Linked DNA regions of Homo sapiens: region 1 is linked to region 2. Evidence: chromatin contacts called from ENCODE Hi-C or POLR2A ChIA-PET data. All regions are on one chromosome and are shown on one strand. Each heading gives the region's core, a stretch centred on a gene start or an enhancer-like site at or near the end of the contact. The rest is flanking DNA. Distances are from core to core; before and after follow the strand shown. Region 1 overlaps TSPAN15 (tetraspanin 15). Region 2 overlaps HK1 (hexokinase 1).

Region 1 (4,847 bases), core at 18-2,517, 120 kb before region 2:
GCTCAGGCCACTGCCAGCAGCATCCTCTGTCTGGGGTTGGAGCTCTAGCTGCGGGGTAGGAATGGGGAAAGGAGACTGGAATTCTGGGTATGGGCTTAGGGAGCCCAGGAATGAAGAGCTGGGTGGGGTGGGCTGGAGTGGGGCTTGCTTCCTCCCAGGGTAACCGCTCAGGGGTATATTCCTGTGTCAAAGTACTGCTGGTCACCCCTCCTCCTCCTTCCTCTGGCCAGGACTGTGTCCCTCTGCAGCCCACAGCACCCAATCAGCTAAGCCTCCACCACTCGTAACTATAGGCCACCACCAGCAGAAGTGAGTAAGATGGCCCAGATCTTCCTTCTCTCAGACCCTTTGAAAGGAGACATGGGCTCACAGAGATGACAGGAGGTCTTTGTCCTATACAACAGCCTCCAGTCCAAGGTCCTGGCAGCCTTTCGGAGCCCATCCTGTCTGGGAACTGGTTCATGCATCCCCTATTCCTCCACTGGCCTAGGGTCTTCCCTAGAGACTGCCTGAGAGTTATCCTCATGGGGCCCAAAGTGAGGGCAAGAGGAGTTCCAGGGAAGGGGTATGGGAGTGCCCTGTGGTCTCACTGTCCTGACCCCTCTGGGCTGCTGAGAGGAGAAGCCGCCATAAGGGAGAGCCATCTGAAAAGGAGCAGGCGGTGGGGAGAGCAGGTGGGGGGAGGAGGGTGGGCAGAGATGAAGGGAACTCCAGCAGCAGGAGCCGAGGATGTGAGGCTCAGTCAGAACTGCCGGCTCCCAGGGGACACCTGGCTGAATCAGGCATATAGAAACTGTCTCTACACAACTTGGGCAATGTTAAGGCTTATTATTATTTCATGTATCTTGTTTTTAATGTTAGATGTAGTTTCCTATATAAAAAAGAAATGCATCAAATTGCTTTTTATATATGTGGCCCTTGGTTTATTCTTTCCCCCTTTGCATGGAATCCCACATCGGAACTGTACCCTTTGCCCCTGAACTATGGATAGAAGGCAGAGGAGGCAATCAGATCTCAAGTGTCTGGAACGTGCAGGGCCTTAATGAAGATAAATGGCCCCAGTCCAAGGGCTCATGTCTCCAAAGAGGACAAAGGGGAAAGGGAAGGAGCACTGGGCGGCTGGCCACATGGGCACCCTAGGCTCCAATCCCAGCTCTGCTATCAACTCTTTGTGACCTTGGGCAAGTCCCTTACCTTTTCTGAGCCTCAGTTTCCCAGTTGGCATGACAACCCCAAGGGTTGCTCTACTGCTCCGGGAGTCCATGGAAATTCCCCTCAAATCCTGGCACATCAGCAGACTGTGGGCGGCCCCCCTCCTCCTCTCGCCCCACACACTGCTCTGACTCCGCCCCCACGGGCTGCCTTCTGCTCTCCCACCCAGCCCAAGGATGTCACATTTCCGCAAGGGTAAAACCCTAAAGCGGACAGCAATGCCTTCCCTCCCCAGCCTTGATGAAGGCACACACCTCCAGCACTGCCTCCCATAGCAGCCTTGGAAAGGAGACAGTTTCCTGGAAATACTAAAGCCAAAAGGGGCTCATACCCATCCTCCAAGCTCAGCTCAAAGCCCTCCTCCCATCGCTTGAGCCCAGGAGATCAAGGCTATAGCGAGCCATGATCGTGCCACTGCACTCCAGCCTGGGTGACAGAGCAAGATTCTGTCTAAAAACAACAACAACAAAATGCCCTCCTCCCCTGGGAAGTCTTCCTGGATCACCCCAGCTATAGGGATATCTCTCCACTTCTGAATATCTATAAAACCAACAATGGGAAGCCCTTGCTGGTAGTGATATTGAGAGTATTAACTATGCCCTTTGGACAGGGAATTCCGGGTATCTCTTATGGACAGCATACAGGACATGGTGGCTAGATCCAGCAACACACATACAACTTTGCCCTCAACAACTTCACAGTCTGCACGTACTATGCAAATGTGTTAGGATGTCCCAGAAGTTCACAGAAGTTTGGTGACTTAGTTACAAGACCACACTGTCCTCATGGAAGCCAGACAGAAAGTGGTTAGGGCCCAAGCCAGTTCACAATGGCCAAACAAACCACAATATCCTGAAGCCAGATGCCACGCAAAAGCTCCTGGGACCCGGCAGGCGCTCAGTAAATGTTACTTCTTCCCCAGTAACCATGTAGCACTGTTGTAATGCTGACATTTCAAAACCCAAGTCAGAAGCCAGAAACCATTTCCCCTTCAGACCCTCTTTGGTCCAGGGTTAATTCCAGGGAGGGAGGAGTCCCTATTCTGAATTCCAAGGCAGCACTCACTGATTCCACATACACTAAGCACCTCTTATGTACCAGACATTTGGAATAAGCAGATAAGATGAGTTCCTGTCCTCAAGGAGCTCTGTCTGGTGAGAGACATACCAGCACACCAACACATGTGGGAATCAGCAAAACCCTGGGGTAGATGTGATCAAGTGTGCAAAGGCGCCAGAGAGGAGACACTAAATCAGAAAGGCAAGATCAGGGAAGGCTTCCTGGAGGAGGTTACGTTTGAACGGAGTCCATTTAATGGACAAGCAGGAATTCCTAAGGTGGACAATAGGGATAAGGAGTTCCAGATGCCCATGAAGGTACCACAGGAACAGCAGGTCAGGTCAGCAGAGCTGGAATCAAGGACAGGCAGAGGATGAGGGAAGGGGAGGCGAACAGGGAGGTTCACAGAAGCAAGAGCACCAAGGCCAGGTCTCATGGGTTAAGCCAAGAAGTCCATTTATTCACATGACATCTATTGACTGAGTGGTTTTTGCACACCAGGCATTGTTTAAAGCCAGTGGGTCTCAAAGTTTTTGGTCTCAGAACTCCTTTTCATTGTTAAAAATGTTTGAAGATTCTGGAGCTTTTGTTTATGATGATATCCATCAATTATTTACCATAAATTAAAACTGAGACTTATTTTAAATATTTATTAGCCCATTTAGAAATAACAAGAGATAGCTGGGAGCAGTGGTTCATGCCTGTAATCCCAGCACTTTGGGAAGTGGAAGTTGAAGGTTCACTTGAGTCCAGAAGTTTGAGACCAACCTGGGCAACACAGGGAGCCCTCATCCCTACAAAAAGTAAGAAGAATTAGCCAGGTGTGGTGGCACGGCTCTGTGATCCCAGCTACTTGGGAGGCTGAGGTGGGAGGATGGCCTGAGCTCAGATCAAGACTGCAGTGAGCCGAGATTGCAATACTGCACTCCAGCCTGGGTACCAGAGTCGAAAGAGAAGGGGAGGGGAGGGGAGGGAAGAGGGGAGGGAGAGAAGGTGGGGAGAAGGGGAGAGTGAGAGAGAAAGAAAGAAAGAAAGATTGATTTATATGTTAAATAGCATTTTTCATTTAAAAAATTCCCCCAAAAGACACAAAAACTGAGTGGGCAGAGTGGCGTGGGCTCTGCATGTTTGTAAATGTTAACGTCTGGCTGCCAAGAAAGCAGCTGGATTCTCAGATCTGCTCCTCATTGGCTCCACTGCCACATCGAGTGTTCAGGTGCCTCTGGAATACTCCATCACATGCTCCCAAGAGAGTGGCAGTGGGAGTCTTACTATTACTATGAAAGTGGTTCTAGATACAAGAGCCCCTGAAAGGGGAACCCAGAGGTCCCTAGACCCACTTTGGGAGCTACTATTTTAAGAACTGGGTGTGCAACGAGAGCAATGAAAGAAAACCACAAAAATCCCAGCTTTGGTGGAGCTCACATTCTACTTGCGCAGAGGCAAATAAGTAAGAAAAACATATACTGTGCTATGGTTATAAGTGCTACTAAGAAAAATAAAACGGGGAGGAAGGCTAGGGAAGCTGGGGAAAGGGGCCGTCAGTGTGGCCAGGGAGGGTGACATGTGAGCAAAGACTTGGAGTAGAGGAGGGACCAAGCCACACGGATACATGAATAAGCATCCAAGCAGGCACCATGGCCTTGGGATGTGCCTGTGTTTTCAAGAAACAGCAAGGGGGACGGGGCTGCTGGAGAGGGAGCATGTAGGAGATGAGGCAGTGGGCTGATCAGGAGGGGACTCTGAGGCCACTGAGAAGACTTGACTTTTGCTCTGAGTGGATGGGAGGCACTGAAAGTTTGCAGAGAAGTGCTCTGTTCCAACTGTGATCTTTTTTTATTTTAAATAATTGAGATGGGGTCTTGCTATGTTGCCCAGGCTGGTCTCGGACTCCTGGGCTTGAGCAATCCTCCTGCCTTAGCCTCCCAAGTAGCACTTGCCACCATGCCTGGCTGTGATCTTTAAAAGAGTTGCTTGGACTGCTATGCCAAGAGACTGGGAGATGCAGGTGGGAGGGGCTGGTCAGGGAGCTACTGTGGTGACCAATGTGAGGTGACAGTGGCCTGGACCACAGTGGGCATGTGAAGGTGTCTAGAAGCAGGCAGTGTATTTTGAGGCTGGAATAGGGAAATAATTGAAATAATTTAAGCAGGGGAGTCTCACATTCAGATTAACTTTTAAAAGTTCTTTCACCAGGGTGTTTCACATCAGCCTATGTGTTCATCATCATGGGGAAAGGTGCCTTTGCAATGGAGAGGACTGGTCAAGTTCAGCCTGGCCAACCATGGTGTGGCCAGATAGCACACACCCCCTAATGTGATATTCCATACCTCCCGCTGCACACCCTGTGAAATGCTCCTGCAGGAAATGTGTGGCCTGAACCTAATCATGAGGAAGCTGTGAAGCTATGAAGCAACTCAGACATCCTACAGATCAAGTGGCCTGGAGGCTTCAAAGGACTCAAAAGAAGTAAGGATAGTCTAGCCTGGGGGAGATTAAAGAGACATAGAGCCAGAAGTAATGTACAAACCTTGGGTGGATCCTGAATTGGGTAAAATATCACCACAAAGAACATT
Region 2 (4,616 bases), core at 1,627-4,126:
TCTCAAACTCCTGACCTCAGGTGATCCACCAGCCTCGGCCTCCCAAAGTGCTAGGATTACAGGCATGAGCCACCACACTCAGCCTGTATGCATTTATTTCTGAACTCTCTATTCTGTTCCATTAGTCTGCATGTCTACCTTCATGCCAGTACCACATGTCTTGATTACTGTTGCTTTGCTGAAAATTTTGAAATTGGCAGTGAAATTCCTTCAGCTTTGTTCTTCTTTTTCATGATTGCTTTGGTTATTCTGGGTCCCTTGAGCTTTTGATTTTCAACACAAAATAAGGTTTGCTTTCTGTTTTTAACAATAAAGCTGACTTATCTTTGTATTTGATTCTACCAAGCTATAAGCCCTGACACACTGCTATATTTCTGGAACTTACAATGGTGTTTGGAATGTAGGTAAAAACTGAGCAAATACTTGTGGAATTAATGAAGGTATAAAGAAATAAACAACAAACCAAGGAATTCTCACATTGAATGTCACTGTTCCTATCTTTTTTTTTTTTTTTTTTTTTTTTGAGAGGGAGTCTTCCTCCATTGCCCAGGCTGGAGTGCAATGGCGTGATCTTGGCTCATTGCAACCTCTGCCTCCCAGGTTCAAGTGATTCTCCTGCCTCAGCCTCCCGAGTACCTAGGATTACAGGTGTCCACCACCATGCTTGGCTAATTTTTGTATTTTGTAGTAGAGATGGGTTTTCACCATGTTGGTCAGGCTGGTCTCAAACTCCTGACCACAGGTGATCCACCTGCCTTGGCCTCCCAAAGTGCTAGGATTACAGGCATGAGCCACTGCGCCCAGCCTGTTCCTATCTTCGTTCTCAAGTTCCTTGAGGGAAAGACCACAACTTGGGATTCTCTGTCCTTGGCACCCAGGACAGCTCAGCAAATGCTCATTAGCTGCCTGGTCACAGGGACTGGTGGTCCATTCATTCATTCAAGGCACCTGATATGGTTAGGCTTTGTGTCCCCACCCAAATCTCATCTTGAGTTGTAACCCCCACAATGCCCACATATCAAGAAAGAGACCAGGTGGAGGTAACTGAATCATGGAGGTGGTTCCCCCCATGCTGTTCTCGTGATAGTGAGTGGGTTCTCATGAGACCTTATGGTTTTATAAGGAGCTCTTCCCCCTTCGCTCAGCACTTCTCCTTCCTGCCGCTTTGTGAGGAAGATGCCTTTTCTCCTTCCACCATGATTGTAAGTTTCCTGAGGCCTCCCCAGCCATGCTGAACTGTGAGTCAACTAAACTTCTTTCCTTTATAAATTACCCAGTCTTAGGCAGTTCTTTTTAACAGTATGAAAACGGACTAATACAGCACCCCTGCTTGCTGTTTATTAAGCACAAAGCAGTTACGCCATCATGTGAGACACACACAGAGGAAAAACCAGAGTATGTTTTTCCTTTTCTCTACTCACCACAACACAGAACACACCTGTGACCCTGGATGCATGTGGGTTTTTCCCCACACACCAAGCAAGTAATTCTGCAGTGAATTCTCCAGTGAACACCAGCTCCATGCTCTCTAATTCAATTCAATTATTTCACTAGCTACCTGGAGATAGCATCATATCCCACAGGTCGAGGGCTCGTTCACACGAGGCTGCCCTCCCTCCAACTTCAGACACCAGTCACAAGCACAGGTTGTGGCCTGTGCTTCTGGCTGATCACTATAAATCGGGGTTCCTACAACCCCCTCCTTGGGTTGCATTAGTTTGCTACGGCAGCTCACAGACCCAGAAAAAACACTTCACTTACATTTACATATTTACTATAAAGGATATTACAATAAATACAGATGAAGAACTGGATGGAAGAGATACACAGGGAGGGGCATGGGAGAAAGGGCAGGAGTTTCCATGCCCCCTCCAGATGTGCCACCCAGGAACCTCCATGTGTTCAGCTAGACAGAAGCTACCAGAACTCAGTCATTCTAGGTTTTCTTCTTTTTGCTTTTTTTTTTTTTTTTTGGTTTTGTTTGTTTGTTCTTTGAGTCAGGGTCACACTCTGTCACCCAGGCTGGAGTGCAGTGCAGTTGCATGATCACAGCTTACTGCAGCCTCAACCTCCAGAGCCCAAGCGATCCTCCCACCTCAACCTCCCGAGTAGCTGGAACTACCGGCACGTGCCACCACATCTGGCTAACTTTTTTTTGTATTTTGTGTAGTGACAGGGTTTTACCATGTTGCCCAAGCTAGTCTCAAACTCTTAGGCTCAAGCGATCCACCCACCTGGGCCTCCCAAAATGCTGGGATTACAGGCGTGAGCCATCATACCTGGCCTGTTTTAGGTTTTTGTGGAAGCACCATTACACAGTTGCGATTGATTAAATCATCGACCATTGGTTTATTCGCTCTATTTTCAGGCTCTCTCCCTCCCTGGAGGCGGCATGGGGGTTGGGGCTGACAGCAACCCTCTGATCACATGGTTGGTTCCCCCTGGCAACCAGCCCCCCATCCTGAGGCTATCCAGGGTCCCACCAAGGAACAAAAGAGACTCTCCTATCACCCAAGAAATTCCAAGGGATTTAGGAGCTCTGAGTCAGGACCAGGATCAAAGATTCTCCTAGCACCTGTATTGCTCAAGAAATTACAAGGGTTTTAGAAGCTAAATGCTAGAGACTAGGGGCAGAGACCAACATGTATATTTCTTATTATTTCACATATTGGTTGGTTGTTTTTTTAATAACAGTTTTATTGAGATATAATAATATAGCATACAATTTTTACCCATTTTAAAGTGAAAAATTCAGTGGTTTTCAGCATATTTACAGAGTTGTGCAACCATCACCACTATCTAATTTTAGAAAATTTTCATCATCCCAAAAGAAATTCCATACCCATTAACAACCATTCACCATTTCCTCCCAACCTCCCTATCTCCCAGCAACCACTAATGTACTTTCTGCTCTACAGATGCCCCTATTCCAGACATTTCATATAAGTGGAATTGTATAATATTAGGTCCTTTGTGTCTGGCTTCTTTCACCCGGCATAAGGTTTTCAAGGCTCATCCATGCTGTAGCGTGGATCAGTACCTCATTCCTTTTTATGAACCGATTATATTCCATTATATGTATATATCACATGAAGCCACTGGTTTTAAATTATTTGTGGTCCAAAGGAAAGAGAGAGAACAAGGGAGAATGCTGGGAAGCAGGTGTCATAGATTTGGTGGAAATTCTGACCCCGACTTTGTGGCATTGTTCAAATCAATATAGAATTTTCTTTGGGCTCCCATTGGAGTCCTAACTCCAACAGTACTTTACACCACCACTAGGTTAAAAAATTGAATTCAGCCGGGCGCAGTGGCTCATGCTTGTAATCCCAGAACTTTGGGAGGCTGAGGCGGGTGGATCACTTGAGGTCAGGAGTTCGAGACCAGCCTGGCCAACATGGAGAAACCCTGTCTCTACTAAAAATACAAAAATTAGCTGGGTGTAGTGGTAGGTGCCTGTAATCCCAGCTACTCAGGAGGCTGAGGCAGGAGAATCGCTTGAACCCAGGAGGCGGAGGTTGTAGTGAGCCGAGATCATGCCACTGCACTCCAGCCTGGGCAACAGAGCAAGACTCTGTCTCAAAAAAAAAAAAAAATTGAAATAACTGAAAAAATTGAATTCAGTATGAAGTAGCTCCTCGCAGGTGAGTCACTAGAATATCAGAAACATTTTATTTGACCATCCATCAGCTAACATTCACTGAGTCTTTCTGTACCAATCACTAAGTGCTTATACGTATCCTTTTATTTTCAATCTTCACAACCCTATGAAGTCAGTACTGTCAGGATGCCCATTCTACAGATGAGCAAGTAAAGGTAAAGAGGGGTTAGATAACTTGCCCAAACGCACAACCAGTAAGTGGCAGAGTCAGCATTTGAATCCGAAGCCATAATGTATAACCATGAAAACTGCCTCCTGGACAGAACTCAGGGACAAGGATCCCCAAGGAAAGTGGGGGCCAGAGAGAGACTTCAGCACATCAGGAATGGCTACACTTCTTTTCTGGGGCTCTTCAACTTCCATGATTCCTTATAGCTTTGGGTTTTTTTGTTTTGTTTTTTTTGTTTTTGTTTTTGTTTTTGAGACGGAGTCTCACTCTTGTTGCCCAGGCTGGACGGCAATGGCGCGATCTCGGCTCACTGCAACCTCCGCCTCCGGGGTTCAAGCGATTCTCTTGCCTCAGCCTCCCCAGTAGCTGGGATTACAGCCACCCACCACCACGCCCAGCTCATTTTTTGTATTTTTAGTAGAGACGAGGTTTCACCACCTTGGCCAGGTTGGTCTCAAACTCCTGACCTCAGATGATCCGACTGCCCTGGCCTCCCAAAGTGCTGGGATTATAGGCGTGAGCCACCGTGCCTGGCCTAGCTTTGGTTTTATTTATTTATTTATTTATTTATTTATTTATTTAATTTTGAGACGGAGTCTCGCTCTGTCGCCCAGGCTGGAGTGCAGTGGCGTGATCTTGGCTCACTGCAAGCTCCACCTCCCAGGTTCACATCATTCTCCTGCCTCAGCCTCCCAAGTAGCTGGGACTACAGGAGCCCGCCACCACGCCCAGCTAATTTTTTTTTTTTTTTTTTTAGTAGAGACGGGGTTTCACTGTGTTAGCCAG

What was found. A loop is a pair of places that touch in the nucleus more often than their neighbours do. ChIA-PET counts read pairs that join two places held with the same protein, here RNA polymerase II (POLR2A). Pooled maps may share reads with other maps.
Region 1: a pooled map shows a loop between it and region 2 (2.5-fold over the local background). The contact joins two enhancer-like sites. A Hi-C loop is called at or near these places in 1 of 50 pooled maps. POLR2A ChIA-PET finds 5 or more read pairs at or near these places in 2 of 52 experiments (WTC11 and activated naive CD4-positive, alpha-beta T cell).

Annotation. Positions count from the first base shown.
Region 1 is chr10:69,469,996-69,474,842 of GRCh38, reverse strand. The region is part of intron 1 of TSPAN15 (tetraspanin 15); the gene reads right to left. Among named protein-coding and RNA genes, the nearest start is that of TSPAN15, 21 kb to the right of the region's middle. Within about 2 kb of position 1,267, at least 6 of the 41 ENCODE cell types and tissues checked have a DNase peak (open chromatin) inside an H3K27ac peak, as active enhancers do.
Region 2 is chr10:69,350,976-69,355,591 of GRCh38, reverse strand. The region is part of intron 2 of HK1 (hexokinase 1); the gene reads right to left. Among named protein-coding and RNA genes, the nearest start is that of HK1, 34 kb to the right of the region's middle. Within about 2 kb of position 2,876, at least 2 of the 41 ENCODE cell types and tissues checked have a DNase peak (open chromatin) inside an H3K27ac peak, as active enhancers do.